3 separate regions of the Homo sapiens genome follow, and regions 2 and 3 are each linked to region 1. The links are chromatin contacts, found by Hi-C or POLR2A ChIA-PET in ENCODE. All regions are on one chromosome and are shown on one strand. The core of a region is the stretch at or near the end of the contact, and the rest is flanking DNA. Distances in the headings are between cores, read along the strand shown.

What was found. A loop is a pair of places that touch in the nucleus more often than their neighbours do. ChIA-PET counts read pairs that join two places held with the same protein, here RNA polymerase II (POLR2A). Pooled maps may share reads with other maps.
Region 2: a map of CD4-positive, alpha-beta T cell shows a loop between it and region 1 (30-fold over the local background). The contact joins the promoter of CCDC110 here to the promoter of FRG1 in region 1. A Hi-C loop is called at or near these places in 1 of 168 maps with a recorded cell type or tissue (CD4-positive, alpha-beta T cell), 2 of 37 single-sample maps with no recorded cell type and 10 of 50 pooled maps.
Region 3: a map with no recorded cell type shows a loop between it and region 1 (4-fold over the local background). The contact joins the enhancer-like site here to the promoter of FRG1 in region 1. A Hi-C loop is called at or near these places in 1 of 37 single-sample maps with no recorded cell type and 5 of 50 pooled maps. POLR2A ChIA-PET finds 5 or more read pairs at or near these places in 1 of 52 experiments (PC-9).

What each region holds. Positions count from the first base shown.
Region 1 is chr4:189,938,005-189,942,981 of GRCh38, forward strand. It overlaps FRG1 (FSHD region gene 1), which reads left to right and starts at 2,868. Exons shown (of 9, transcript NM_004477.3): 1 at 2,868-3,067. The coding sequence starts at 3,006. FRG1-DT (FRG1 divergent transcript) reads right to left here and starts at 2,729. Exons shown (of 4, transcript NR_149039.1): 1 at 1,655-2,729. RefSeq lists an enhancer at 3,174-3,673.
Region 2 is chr4:185,469,577-185,474,553 of GRCh38, forward strand. CCDC110 (coiled-coil domain containing 110) reads right to left here and starts at 2,157. Exons shown (of 7, transcript NM_152775.4): 1 at 2,098-2,157; 2 at 1,369-1,473. The coding sequence starts at 2,107. LOC105377590 (a long non-coding RNA gene) reads left to right here and starts at 1,855. Exons shown (of 2, transcript NR_133944.1): 1 at 1,855-2,184; 2 at 2,539-2,687. RefSeq lists a silencer at 1,742-2,371.
Region 3 is chr4:186,147,200-186,152,176 of GRCh38, forward strand. FAM149A (family with sequence similarity 149 member A) reads left to right here. Exons shown (of 14, transcript NM_001395294.1): 2 at 1,974-2,084; 3 at 2,367-2,505; 4 at 4,704-4,846. Among named protein-coding and RNA genes, the nearest start is that of FLJ38576, 42 kb to the right of the region's middle. RefSeq lists an enhancer at 1,521-2,720 and a silencer at 2,739-2,934. Within about 2 kb of position 2,982, at least 9 of the 41 ENCODE cell types and tissues checked have a DNase peak (open chromatin) inside an H3K27ac peak, as active enhancers do.

The DNA.
Region 1 (4,977 bases), core at 1,618-4,117:
ACATAAAGGCCACCTTAAACTTTCATTTGAAATGAAAGACAATTTTTAAGAGGTTAAGGGCTAGTAATTTCTTAAAGTCCTGAAGTTAAATTAGCTCAAGTAAATGCAAAGACTTTCCTTTAATTAAAGACTTTTAAATGAACACTTTAAAGCATAGTTGGTTTCTCCCTCAAATCTTGTCCAAAGCCACTGTTTACAACTCAGCATATCAAAGAAGGCTTCAGACATGATTGTGAAGCTCCCTCAACTTACAGTGTGCTATTTGCAACCTTAGATGCTATCATTCTGGCTTTTCTAACTTTTAGCAACAATAAGCACACCCTTCTCATTTCTCCCCCACCCTGACTTACCCCTCTTTTCATTTAATATACAATTTTTCTCAGAGTGTTCTTACACATCTTTAACTGTAAATATGACAAAAGCACACAGTATAGTACATTTATCACATGTATAAATGCTGTATCTAGTCATACAATTTTCCTTTTAAAAAAGAAATATTTTATTTTCAAAAAGCAAAGACTCTAGGAATCTTTTCTAGCTGCCAGTCATAAAAACATAAATTCCTGGTTAGTTTCCCAAATTTGCCTGACCATAAGAACCACTTGTGATACTTGTCAAACACATGTATGCTGAGTCCCATCCATGATCTCCTGAATCAGAATCACCAGGTGAGAGGCCTGGGAATACACATTTTAAACAAATGTCCACAGTGATTATGATTAGTAAAGCTTGAAAAACATTTCACTAGGATCTTTATGACTGAATAACCTCACAAACATAGGAAAGTTACTGGAAAAAAATATGAGCAGAATTTCAGAATTCTGCCTTTGCTGAAAGTGTTTGTTCCCTCCTCCTCTACTCATCAAGACCTGACTGCTTATGCAACTCCCCCAAACCATCAATGGGAAGAGCTGAAAATGATTTTAATGAAGAAGAAAAGCTGATGTTTAATTTCAAAACTGACGGTTTGAATAGAAGGGAGAGGCATGAATTTATCTTGATTCTAACAGAAAGCATTGTATTTGGGTCTACAAACGAAATTGGTTTCATTTTTATTTTTTGTAAGTTTTCGCCAAACTCTGTGCATATATAGAGGCTGGGCAAGAAAGAAAGAAATCCAGAAATACGGCATATGCCATCCCTTATTTATTTCCCCATGCGACCAGCCAACAGCTTCTTCACCTAGTCCCTGCTTCAAGCTGACTTTCAGTCTACTTCTCTATCGGAAATGGAGCTTCCCCAAAGACTGCCTCAATGTCAGTTACCCAGAGGCCTTTTTTCCATCTTGGGCTCCTAAACTTCTATGATATTAAATGATACTACCCTTTCTGGAAATTCTCCTTAGCTTTGATTTCTATAATTTAACTCTGTTTCATTCCTTCTTTTATAGCCTTTCTTTTCTCTATCCCTTTACTGTAGACATATTGTACGACTTTGTTCTTGACCTTCTGATCTCTCCACATTCATTCCTTCAGAGCATGTATCCATTTTCTTGGTGTCAGGCTTCCTGACTATCTGATTATTACCATCATATAACGATGTTGGTGATGAGCATAGCTAACATATCCTAGGCATTTTCCATGTAGGTTATAATAAGCACCCTATATAACTCGTACCATTTAATTCTTCAACCCTAAATGATACTATTACTAACCACATTGTATGAGACGAGGAAACAGATTTTCATCAAAACCCTGGAAAGCCAACGTGAGGAGCCCCTGTGTGTCTCCTTTGTTAATGACTCCGGGCATCATGGCATGTGGATTGCCATGGAATGGGGATTAGGAAGCGCAGCACTGTGAAAACACCAGAAAATACGTTGATAGCGGTAAGGACGCTCATCTCTGCACATTGTGACGGTTTTGTTTCTGAGTCAGGTTTGAGATGAGCCAATCCTGACTCCATGGTGCCACCAGGGATCACGAATTTAATAAGATCTTCGTGGATGCTTGGAACCCAACTGGTCTCGGTTTTCTACTTTAGGGAAAGAGCCACAGCTTGAGTGGGGTGGTTTTGGTGTCACATACGCGATTAATAACACCCACCGCTGCAGAGGAATCACCGTGGACTACTCCTCCTTTCATCCCATGCTCTTGCGATGGATCCCTCTCACCTGTTTACTGATTTCATTCAAATTCTTCAGCGACCACAGGACCCCGACTTGCCTTCTCTATCCTGGTTCCCTCACTCTGCTTTACAGGCCTGGCCTGCTCGCTGCTCCTCACACCAGCGCTGCACGGCTCCCTCCACGCCTCCGCCCTGTTTCCTCCATCAGACAGGACTAGCTTCCTCCATCTCTGTCGGGCAAATGCCTGCCCAGCCTTCAAGACCCTCCTCAGATGCCGCCTCCACGATTAGGCTTCTTTCAGACCCCTGAGCCTGTAACACGGGCTACCATAACTCTCCACCTCAGCCCACATTCCCACAGCACTCGCGACGTCCGCGACCCTCAACATGGCGCTTCATTCTCTTTTAGGGTATTTCCTGCTTGTTTCCTGCACACACAGTCGCGCGAGGCGCAGTCCTGAGTGACCCACGCACGAGTGGCCCGCGCTTCCAGCCGCGCCGCCGCAGGCCAGCGAGGGCAGCCTGAGCCGCTTCCCGCCCCGGCGAGGACCGTCGCCAGCCCGCTGCTCTAGCAGGAGGCGGTTCCACAGCGCACCCGGCAGCCCAGCCACCGTCAGCACCGCGCCTCGGGCGGGCTTTTCTCCCTTCCGGGAGGCGCGAATCCTCAGGGGCTCCTTGAGAGGGCGCCAGGGAGCAGCTGCGCGCGGATGCCTTTTGGCCCTCTGCGGCCGCCGTAGCTCCCCGGCAGAAACCCGGAAGTGGAACTCTGAGCCATTCAGCGTTTGGGTGAAGACGGAGGCGGGTTCTACAGAGACGTAGGCTGTCAGGGAGTGTTTATTTCGCGTCCGCTTCTGTTTCTCCGCGCCCCTGTGCTGCCCCGACTCACATACTCGTCCAGAACCGGCCTCAGCCTCTCCGCGCAGAAGTTTCCCGGAGCCATGGCCGAGTACTCCTACGTGAAGTCTACCAAGCTCGTGCTCAAGGGAACCAAGACGAAGAGGTGGGTCCTGCAGCTTGGGCGGGAGCCTCCTCCGTTCTTTTCGGACGCACTCCACCCCCGCAACTCCGGTGGAAGCCGTGGCGCGGAGAGCCGGCTTTGTGGCCTCCCAGGCTTCGCCCTGGCCCCTGTCCGGGCTGGACGGAGGCCGGGCCGCGGTTCCCGGCGTCTGTGCAGAGAGGGGCAGCCTCCCGCGCGGACGACCCTGGAAACAGGATAGACGGGCAGGTGACCCGTGACCCCGTACCCACGAGTTTGGGTCCCCTGAGGCATCTCTCCAGGCCTCTGCCTGGGGGGTCTGCATTAGTCTGATCTCGTAGTTCATGATAATTTCCTTTATTAGGGATTATTATTTTCTCCATTGTCTCTTTTCTTTCTAGAAAACTTATTAATTTTTTCTAATCTAATATGTACAGTGAAACCAGGATGAATCACACAGTGGTTGAGGTGTATATGGGCTTTAGGGATATGGGCTCGAACCTGCACTCTTGTCATTTACTAGTTTTGTAATTTGTGGCAAATTGGTTAATATGTCTGAACTTCCATTTACTCATTAAGAGATCAAATATCTGAACCTCCGTTTACACATTTATACTTTCAGACGTTTTTTATACTTTTAGAAGACTGTGAGGATTAAATGAGAGAACATATATGCAGAAAATAAATTGAGCCAAATGTGAGGAGGAGGTCGTAATGGTAATTTATTAGCTTTTTAGGAAAAAATACCTGTGCACTCATATCCCCGCTTCTTTTTTAACTGGCAGATTTGCCCGAGGTACATACAAATGTCGAGTATTTCCTCCTGGTCTCCGTGATAAACAGAGGTTTTGATATTTTTAGGCGAGATAGAAAGTATCAAGGAGTGAGTTGAAGCCACTGGCCTTGAGAACCCTCTCGAGGAGTCTGGCCTCATGAAGATGCCAGAATAAATGGCAGGTTTATCCTGAATGAATGTGAGATTTTTACTCTGTGAATTTCCTGGGAGGAGAGGAGAGTTATCTTCTGAAAACTTTATAATGAAAATGCAGACACGGGTGTCTTAAGATCATCGTAATAATCATAATTAATGCTCATATAGCACTGTCAATGTGCCAAGAAATTGTTGTAGGCACTTTGCACATTAACTTTTTTTCAAATCACTCTTGGTTTTTTATTTTTTTATTGAGATATAATTCATAATTATAAAATTCACCCTTTTGTACAGTCAGGGGTTTTTAGTATATATTCAAGAGGTTCACCACTGTCTAGTTGCTCAGCATTTTCATCATCTCAGAAGGAAATCTCCCCCTACCCATTAAAGCAGTCACATCCCATCCTCCCCCTCTCCTAGTCCTTGGCAACCACTAATCCGCTCTCTATGTGAAATCGCCTATTCTGAATATTTCCTAAGAAATCATGCAACATGTGGCCTTTTGTATCTGGCTCCTTTCACTTATAACATTATTGAGGTTCATCATTGTTGTAGCGCCTGTTCCTTTTTATGGCTGCATAGTATTCCATTGTATGGATGTATCATTTTGTTCATCCATTCATCAACTGATGAACATTTGGGTTGTTTCCCCTTTTTGGCTATTGTGACTAATGCTAGTGTGAATATTCTTATGTAAGTATTTTTGTGGGTGTATGTTTTCATTTCCCTTGGGTATACATACTTAGGAGTAAAATTGCTGGGTCATGTGGTAACTTTAACTTTTTGAGGAACCCCAAACTGTTTCCTGTAGATGCTGCACCATTTTACATTTCCACCAGGAATGTGTGAAGGTACATATTACCTCTTAATCCTCACAATAGCCTTAAGAGTTAGGTTAAGTTACTATCCTAATTTTTTAAGTGGGGAAACTGACTCAGAGAGATTCAGTACCTTTTCCAAAAATCACGGAGCTAAGAAGTGAAAGAATCAGGATTTAAAATCT
Region 2 (4,977 bases), core at 907-3,406, 4.5 Mb before region 1:
CTGTGAGGACTCTTTCTCCTTCGTTCAGGGGGCCCCTTTGCCCCTCCTGGTTGCCCAGGGAAACCTGCATATCTCAAGGGTGGAGGCAGGAGGGCGGAGAGGGGACTGGCCAGTGCCTGTCCTGCTGGCCTCCACTGGGGTGTTGCTCATCCTGGTAGTGCCTGGGCACCCGGGTGTCTTCTGTCTACTGAGGTGTGGCTGCTCTAGTCTCTTCTTTCCGGGCCCTGACAAGGCTTTTTGTGAAGATCTTGCATGGTGGAGGTGCAGAAATCCTGTCCCAACCTCAGTCCTCTTGTGGTTCAGCACTTTGGCATCAGGATTGCCCATATCCTACAGAGGGGCAACTGGGGGTCCGGGCATGGCACATCAGTCTAGACCCTTCTCCTGCCCCGTGCTCTGCTCCTTCCCCGGCATGTCCCCTCACAGCAGGCTCCTCTGAGAGGCGTGTAGTCAGTCGCCTGGGACTCCACCTTCAATGTCCTCAGATTCCCCTAGCTGGGTACCCCCATCTTATTCATAATTTATGTGGTGCTTGAAAGCTTTAGCTATGTGGCTATTTCAAACATCCTCCCCATATAATATCCTGTAGTCCGTAAATATTTACTATAAAAAGTAGTTTTCTTTAGAAAAGGTATACACCCCTCCCTGGATATCCACAGGGGATTGGTTCCAGAGCCTCTGCGGATAGCAAAATCTGCAGATGCCCAAGTCCCTAATACAAAATGGGGTAGTATTTGCATAGCTTCTATGTGTATCCTGCTGTATACTTTAAATCATCTCTCGATTACTTGTAATACCTTATACAATGTAAATGCTATGTAAATGGCTGTTATACTGTTCAAAATTTGCATTTAAAAATTGTGGTACTGTTATTTTTAAAAATTTTCCCCCCTGAATATTTTCCATCTGTGGTTGGTTGAATCCAAGGATGCGGAACTCCCAGATACCGAGGGCTGACTGCATATCGTTTTAGTGTGTGTCCAAAAAACTCAACAATTCTTACTTAGCATTCAGAGAAGCAACGGAGCGTAGCGTGGTGGTGAAGACAGGCAGTCCGGAGCCGCCCTGCTGAATGCCCGCTCCATTCCTCGCTGCCTGTGTGACCTTAGGGAGTTAACCTCTCTGTGCCCGTTTCCTTATCTGCAAAATGGGGATCGTGGTAGCACCCACCTCGTAAAAGTGTTGTGAGAATTAAACAGTTGATCCATTACGTGCTTAGAACAGCACTGGCACAAAGCGCGAGTGCCGTGGTGGCTGCTGTCCGTGTCATCACGGCCGTGGGAAGCACGCCAGGTGAGCAGGTGGCACAGGCCAGATGCTGCCGCCTGTGTATAGTTAAAGGAGCCTTTTACGGTCTGGCGATTTTACCTGTGTCACTGCAGCCACTTTCCTTCACCCCCTCCGAAGAATTTAGGATCTTGGACGCTGAAAGGAGAACGGAGTCAACTTCATCCTCTTCCCGGTGCTGCTTTTCTGTAACAGAACCGTCCGGGGCTGTTCTGTCGCGGGTCGTGGCGTGGCGGGGCTGAAGGTGGGGGCGGGGCAGAGGGATGGGGCGGGGCAGGGCTAACGGCTGGGGCGGGGCGGAGGGAATTAGGAGGGGGCGGGGCTGAAGGCTGGGGCGGGGGGGCGGGGAGGGCGGGGAGGGCGGGGCGGAGGGAATTAGGAGGGGGCGGGTTTGAAGGCTGGGGCGGGGCGCAGGGATGGGATGGGGCGGAGAGACTGGGCGGGACCTGTGGGGGCAGAGGAATGGGGCGGGGTCAAGGCTGAAGGCTGGGGCGGGGCGGAGGGATGGGGCGGAGGGACGGCATCAGGCCGGGCCTGGGGCGGGGCGCGGCGCTTTCCGCAAGCGGCCACCCGAGGGCGCGCTGGGCGGGCGGCGGCGGCAGACCACGTAGCCAGCCTGTAAGCCACAGCGGACGCAGGGGGCCGCAGCGGGTGCTCAGCCCTAGGGCCGAGCGGGAGATGTGCGGCGAGTGCAGAAGGGCGGACCCGGGATGTCCCGGGTTTTCGAGCGGGGAGCCGCCTGCTGAATGCCCTTCTGCTGCCCTCCGTTCCCGCGGCTCCCCTAGGAGCCCCGCCCCGTCCAACTCTTACCCGGGCTCATCGCCGCGGCTCATCTCTCTCGCAACCGCCGCCGCACGCACCCGCTCCGCCGCCCCGCGCAGGGCATCCTGTCGCCAGGTAACCGGGTGGCCGGGGCGCCGGCCCCACCCCCACCCTCGGCGGCGCGCGCTCGGCTGGGGTCCCTGGTGGGGTCCCGGTGGGTCCCTCCTCACTCCGGACGCTTCCCCGAGAGCTTCCCTGGGAACCTGGCCTGGGACAGCCCACCTGGGCGCCTCCCCGCACACGCGCGCGGCTGTCCGGGACGGGCTTGCTCACACTCGGACTCGCTGCGGTACCCGCCGGACCAAAGCGGTGCGGAGAAAGGGACCGCCCGGGGACGGACACACGCCTGAGAGCTTTCCCTTTGCCTTTCCACATCTCCACTTCATCGCTGTTGTTTTTTTTTTTTAATTCTTAGTCCTCTCATTTCAGCGCATCCCTCAGAGGAGTTTCAGCATTTGGGGATTTGAACGGCCCATGACCAATATTGTGAAAGGACTTTTGTTTGCTGCAATGAAAAGAAGACTCCTATTTTTCAATAATGAATTAACCTAAACATGTATTAAAATATGCTCATGAAAGCTGTGGGAAGCGACGGTGGGCTTCCTTTGTCTAAGCATGTTAATTTTTACGCACCTGGTGTATCACGTGCAGGATTGATGTTGCGTTCACGGGAAACCTGACCTCCTTTAACCAAGGACTGGGTGCGTGCCCCCAGCTAATCCTCCTGCCCATCAGAAAATGGTGCTCTTTAAAGTTTTAAACGAGTATATATTATTTATTTTGTAGTAAACCATCACACATAGAAAATTAAAATTCAAAATCACAATCACCAGGATATCATAATTTGCTATATAATAACATATAATATATAATAAGTAATACATGATGGCTTGCTTTCATTGAAATGAAACTTCTTATGATAGTTTCAGTGCTTACTTCCTCTAATTTGTTTCTTATAGAAATGGGCTCTAGTGCACGCGCCTGTAATCTCAGCTACTCAGGAGGCTGAGGCAGGAGAATCGCTTGAACCCAGGAGGCGGAGGTTGCAGTGAGCCGAGATGGCGCCACTGTGCTCCAGCCTGGGCAACAGAGCCAGACTCCGTCTCAAAAAAACAAAAAAAAACAAACAAAAAAAAAAAAAAGAAAAGAAATGGGCTCTAGGTCCGGCATGATGGCTCACACCTGTAATCCCAGCACTTTGGGAGGCCGAGGCGGGTGGATCACCTGAGGTCAGGAGTCCGAGACCAGCCTGACCAACATGGTGAAACCTTGTCTCTACTAAAAATACCAAAATTAGCCAGGTATGGTGGAGTACATTCGTAATCCCAGCTACTCGGGAGGCTGAGGCAGGAGAATCACTTGAACCCAGGAGGCAGAGGCTGCAGTGAGTCGACATAGTGCAACTGCACTCCAGCCTGGGCCACAGAGCGACACTCTGTCTCAAAAAAAAAAAAAAAAAAAAGAAAGAAAGAAAGAAAAAAATGGGCTCTAGAAGATTTGACTTTCTTGTGGCATTGTAGACAATTTTAATAAATTATAATTTTGAGAATTTATGGTCTGCATTGCTGATTGATATTGATGATTCAGGAGATAGAAATTATTTAGGCAGATAGGGCAAAAGAGTCTTCAGCAGAACTTCTAACAAAAAACAGCTCAAGAAATCATTTTTTTTTCTAACAAAGAGCAGCCTGAAAGCCTGCAAACCTTGCAAAGATAGATCAGGAAGCTGGAAGCGTGCACACCAGGGCGCAGGGGGTTGGGGGGCAGCGTGCGGGTGGATGCCAGCAGCTGCGCTGATAGAAAAGGGCTACCTGGGGGCCAGGCATGTCCACCATGGAATCTCCATCTCCCCTTTTTTGTTAGCACGTGTACAGTAAGAAAGAGATGGGCGATATGGAAAAGCTCAGTCAGAGAACCCACCTGCGTAGTAAAAGATTGGGGTGGGGGCTGCCAGAGATTCATGCCCTATGCAGATGGCACACCTGGTCCTAACTGGTTTTTCACGCCCTATGTAGATCAGACTGCCTCCCCATTAGCTCATCTATAAAATTCTATAAAAAATATTTCACAGCGAATTGGCAACCCGGGGACCCCTTTCTGTAGCGGAGAGCTTATTCCCTTTCTTGTCGCCTATTACATTTCGGCTCTTAACCTCACTCTTTGTGTGTCTGCATCCTTGATCTCCCTGTGAGACAGCAAACCTTGGTGTCAGCCCACACAATGAGGCTGCTTCATTGATAAAGTTAATTTTTTTCCTGAGAGCTACACAAGTTTTCAGCAATATGTTTGTGAAATTACTACTGTAAATAAATTGCATTCCTTCAAAGGGTGAATGACAAAAAGCCACTACATTTTAGCAAGTCTGTTTTTATACTACTGAAGTTTCCACAATTAATTACTATATTGTATTTTATGTAATGCTAATTATTAATATCTAATCATTTGATAATTTATGTAATAATGTGTAATAACTCTAATTTGTCTATGTAATATTTGTGGACTATGATGACAAATTAATATCGGTTATTACATAGAAATTACTTGTGGATTTTTGTGGGAGCACTCAGTCATACCATTTAGTGTAGAATATAAAAAGCAGGTGATAGATGCTACAACATCAAACTCAGATTTAGCCAGTGCACTAATCTCAATAGAGAGTTACTTCCATTTTAAGCTACTTCCTAATCCATTCATCAGTCAGAAAAGCAGCTCTTTAGTTAGAAGGACACTTTATTTTAGATGTCCTATAAGGCCTTTTGATTATCACACTCATTTCTCTTTTGTAAAGCACATCACATATATATTCTCAGTTAAAACAAAAATTTTGTCAGAAAATTATTGCAATTAATATGTAAAAAGGCTGTCTTT
Region 3 (4,977 bases), core at 1,732-4,231, 3.8 Mb before region 1:
TAGTGAGACCCCATCTCTACAAAACATTAAAAAGTTAGCCAAGCATGGTGGTAGACACCTGTAGTCCCAGCTACTAGAGAGGCTGAAGGTGGGAGGATAACTTGAGGCCTGGAGGTCGAGCTTACAGTGAGCTGTGATCCTGCCACTGCACTCTAGCCTGTGGAGCAAAGCAAGACCCTGTGTCAAGTAATAATAATAACATAACAATAATAATAGCAGTGAGCAGGTAAACCCGATTTATGTAGCACTGACTGACACTTCATATACTTTATCTACAGATGTGGACACTGAATTCAGGAGAGGAAAAGTTAACTTGCTTAAAGCCTCAGTGGCAGAGCAAATTTGAACCCCCCATTATTATTCTGTAGATATGTATCACAAAAGAACAATGTTTTAGCTAATTCATCATGCTGAGTTTTAAAATTATTTCTCAGTCATATATTAACTCCTATACCAGTATGTTTTTCTTAGTGTTCAAAACAAATCTATTTGATGTAACTTTTAGTTGTTATTTTATGTCATTAGTATTTGTATGTTTACCTAAAAAGTTACTGAGTCACATGTAAACAAGAAATAATTAATGGCTTGAAAGCAACTGAAGAGGGCTAAAGGTAAAGCAGTTTGTCAGCATAAAGCGTGTCCTTTATTCTTTTCTCTGGGGCCCTTTCTTTAACATCTTTATCCTCAGAGTTACCTGGTTGTCCGTAAGATACCTAAGCAACAAAGAGAATAAAAACAATCATATAATTCTATTATTCTCTCTTGCATGAGACGTATCTATGGAAGGTAGATGTTCTCGCCAATCTGTACATGGTAATTACTTTGTTTTAAAAATTCTCTTTGTTGGCTGGGTGTGGTGGCTCATGCCTGTAATCCCAGCACTTTGGGAGGCCGAAGCGGGTAGATCACTTGAGGTTAGGAGTTCGAGACCAGCCTGGCTAACATGGTGAAACCCTGTCTCTACTAAAAATACAAAAATTAGCTGGGCGTGGTGGCAGGCGCCTGTAATCCCAGCTACTCAGGAGGCTGAGGCAGGAGAATTACTTGAACCTAGGAGGTGGAGGTTGCAGTGAGCTGAGATCAATTAGGTAGCCTTATAATCGAAAGCAAAAGCAAACTTTTTAAAAATGCATTTTAGAGTGGTGTTCTAACTAGAAATATTGAAAGTTGAAGTTTTTCCTGATTCATGACCATATCTTATGTTAATATATGTTTTATTTGTAAGGGAAAATAAGATTTCTATTGAAGAACAGAAGTTGTTGATTATTAAACATCAGGAAGATATTTTGACTAGAGGAAGTAAATGTTTTAAGCGGTTCATTGAAAGGACATTTCAATGATTAACAGGAACTGTGCTACACCAGTTAGGCTTAATAGTTTATTTAACATCTAGATATTTCTTCTGTTTTAGTTCTTCATTAAATTTTAATATCTTCTAACTCTTGAAAACTCAGTATACCCACAAACAGCAATGCTAGATTAAAGCAAGTTAGGTGTCTGTGTGGCTTCTGAGTCTAAAGAATTTGATGTTTCTTAATTAATATGGGATTAATGATTTTTTTACTGGAGGAGTGGTTGGGTTTTGTAAGTAAGTCCCTTGTCCCTGGTCAAGGGACAACTGGGACCTGAAATCCCTGAAATACTGTGAACTGTTTGGGGCAACTTTTCCTTCTCTGGCTGAGTCACAAAAAGTTGATGTTGTCTTCAGTTCACATAAAGGTACATATAGGTTAATGGCAACCTTGATTTTAAGAAAAAGAAAAATGATGACATCCTAAGTCTCAGTTTCATCAGGATGGGGTGTGTGTGTGTGTGTGTGTGTGTGTGTGTGTGCGCTCATGCACAGGTGGGTTTGGAGGGATGTGGCAGAACGAGAGGAGCAACTTTGTATAAAAGAGAAATTTTAAAAGTCTTAATGAATAAAACTATATTATTACATTAGGGAGACTCGTCATGTTTTATTTTATTTCCAGAAGAGGACTGTCAGAAGGACGTAGAAGGCACGGTTTTACTGTGAGGAGCAAAGATTCTTTACCTACGCATTTTACAAGAAATGTGCAGAAAGCCATTGATAAATATACCTGGTAAGAATTCACCTTGCTTCAGATTACAAAATCACAAAATGCCCGTAACAAATGTGGGAAGGAAGTTAGTGACTGGCCATGAATTTCTAAAAGTAAGATGCAGTTTTATTTTTAACCTAGTGTAAACATCACACTGTAAAAATATTTCAAAATTAGTATACTGTGAAATTAATAAATATATTTAATGAAAGAAAGAGGAAGCAGGCTCAGAAAAGTGAAGCCACTTAGCCATCCAAGCCCTTCCAGCAAATGTGATTTCTTTGCTCATGTTCATTCCTGCAGCAAATCCTTGTCATCCTTTTCCTCCAGCGGAAGCCATACACCCACGGGAGCCCACACCTCTTGGTCTGGGTCGGCCACACAGAGCTCTACCACCGGCTCATCCACGGAGAGGGGCTCCGTTTATTCCTGGAGAGATGACGTATGTCTCAGAATATTTTGGATAATCTTGTAATTACAGTTTATAGTGAAGAGTTGCTTCCTTATATTCAAAATTATTTTTACCAATTATAAAAGCATGACCTATTGCATACATACATGTACATACATGTAAAAGCATGTACATGTTACATGTGAAAATAATAGATCACGAACCGTGGAGGAAAACAGAACTCCCTCGTGACCTTCTGGCCCCGTCTTAGCTGCCCGCAGTTTTCTTGTTTCCACCCTGCAGCCGGCTCTCCGGGTGTGTGCTCCTTGTGACTTCTTGGATGGTATCCATGGCCGGAAATTCAGGACTTGAATAAGAAAGAAATGCTGGAAAAGTAAAAGCTGTGGCAGCCACTGTGATTAGAGAACTCCCCGCCAGTATTCCCAGTCGGATATTTCACCTTCACCCCCTACCGCTGGGGGCGCTGTTGCCTCTGAACTGCTTTTGTCTGTGTGAGCCTGGGATTCTGGCTGGGCGAGCTCTGCCTCCACTGCTCCAGCTTGCTCAGGAGCTCACTGGCTCCAGTCTCCTCCCTCCCCCTCCCTCCAAGGGTCTCCGTGGATCCCAGGACACAGCCCTCCTTTTTAAGGCCCACCTGGCTGCAGCACCTTGGGTGTTCTGTTTTACCTCGTTTATGCTGGGTGTTTTGTTGTTGTTGTTGTTGTTTTTTGCTTGCTTGCTTTCTCTCTCTCTCTGTCTCTTTTTTTTTTTTTTTTTTTTTTTTGAGACGGAGTCTCGCTCTGTCGCCCAGGCTGGAGTGCAGGGGCGCGATCTCGGCTCACTGCAAGCTCCGCCTCCCGGGTTCACGCCATTCTCCTGCCTCAGCCTCCCGAGTAGCTGGGACCACAGGCGCCCACCACCACGCCCGGCTAATTTTTTGTATTTTTAATAGAGACGGGGTTTCACCGTGTTAGCCAGGATGGTCTCGATCTCCTGACCTCGTGATCCGCCCGTCTCGGCCTCCCAAAGTGCTGGGATTACAGGCGTGAGCCACCGCGTCCGGCCTTTTCTCTCTTTTTTTTTTTTAAGACAGAGTCTTGCTCTGTCACTCAAGCTGAGGTGCAGTGGTGCCATGTCGGCTCACTGCAACCTCCGCCTACCAGGTTCAAGCAATACTCCTGTCTCAGCCTCCCGAGTAGCTGGGATTACAAGTGTGCACCGCCATGCCCAGTTAATTTTTGTATTTTTAGTAGAGACGGTGTTTCACCATGTTGGCCAGGCTGGTTTCGAACTCCTGACGTTGTGATCCGCCTGCCTGGGCCTCCCATGGCATGAGCCACTGCGCCCAGCCTCTTTGCTTTCTTTAAAAGTGGTTCCCCACTCCCACTGCACATGGGAATCCGCTTCTGTCCGCAGCTGTGCAGCTGTGATTCTCAGGGGAGCCGGCAGGGCAGGTGCACCGAGGGGGTCTGAAAGGGACTCAGCTCAGCACTGCTAGGAGGACCTTTCACGCACGCAGCTCCCTTACTTAGGGGCAGCTGCCTCCTTCCTCTCCCTTACGCCCACTCACCACCATCCCTCAAGCCCGCCTTCCTTGGTAGAAGGCTGAGCACCACTGCTTTACTCTGTCCAAATTCTAGGATTCTTTTAGTACAACGTTTAATGGAATTACCAGGGAAATTCGTATAACTTCCATTAATACTCAGGCCTCACCCTAATAACCACACTTCTTAGGATAACTAAGGATTTTTTTTTCCAGTTCATTGATTTAAGGAGATTAATGGCCTTTTCTACAAAAGTAATTTTCTTTTCTGTGGTATCACCAGAAGAAAAAAAAATCTTGTATTTTGCAGGTGTGCTTAGGTGTGTCAGGCACAGCTCTGTGAGGAGCTGCCTGTGTTTGCAGACATACAGATGTGGACGTGTCTGTGTGTCTACGCTGATGTCTGTGGCAGTATGAACACGTCCATCTATACCTCTATCTATGCAAATTCTTGAGTCTCATAACTTCCGTGGCAGAAGTTTTCTCTATTTAACAGTAAAAGAATCCGAGGCTCAGAATGAGATGGCATTTCTCAGAAAGGTAACAGCTAGAGCACAGGTGTGTCTGACTGCAAAGCCACCATCTTTTTACCAAGTGATGCACCCTCCTACATAGTGGGTGACAGTAAATGTATAAGTAGCGTTGATCCAGAAGCCCGCAGTTCTGTAACTTGCAGTGTTGTAACCAAGTGTGCATTTCTGTTTAGGAATTTGACGAAGCCAGTTCACAGTCAGTGCAGCGGTTACTCTGGGAGGTGGAGGAAATGTTATTTGAAGGGAAAGTGAACCCTCAGACCCAGAGTCTGCTGGCCGAATGCGGGGAGTGGACAAGAAGATCCCTCCATTTGAGGTGGGACCTTGGTGGTGGAAGTTCTCTGGGGTGGGTTTTCCAAGCACCCACCCCTGACCTGCCTCGATACATTCAGTACATTTGGTGTGAAAGTGCCTGCCCAGTCAGAATATGGATGCAGAGCGCAGTCC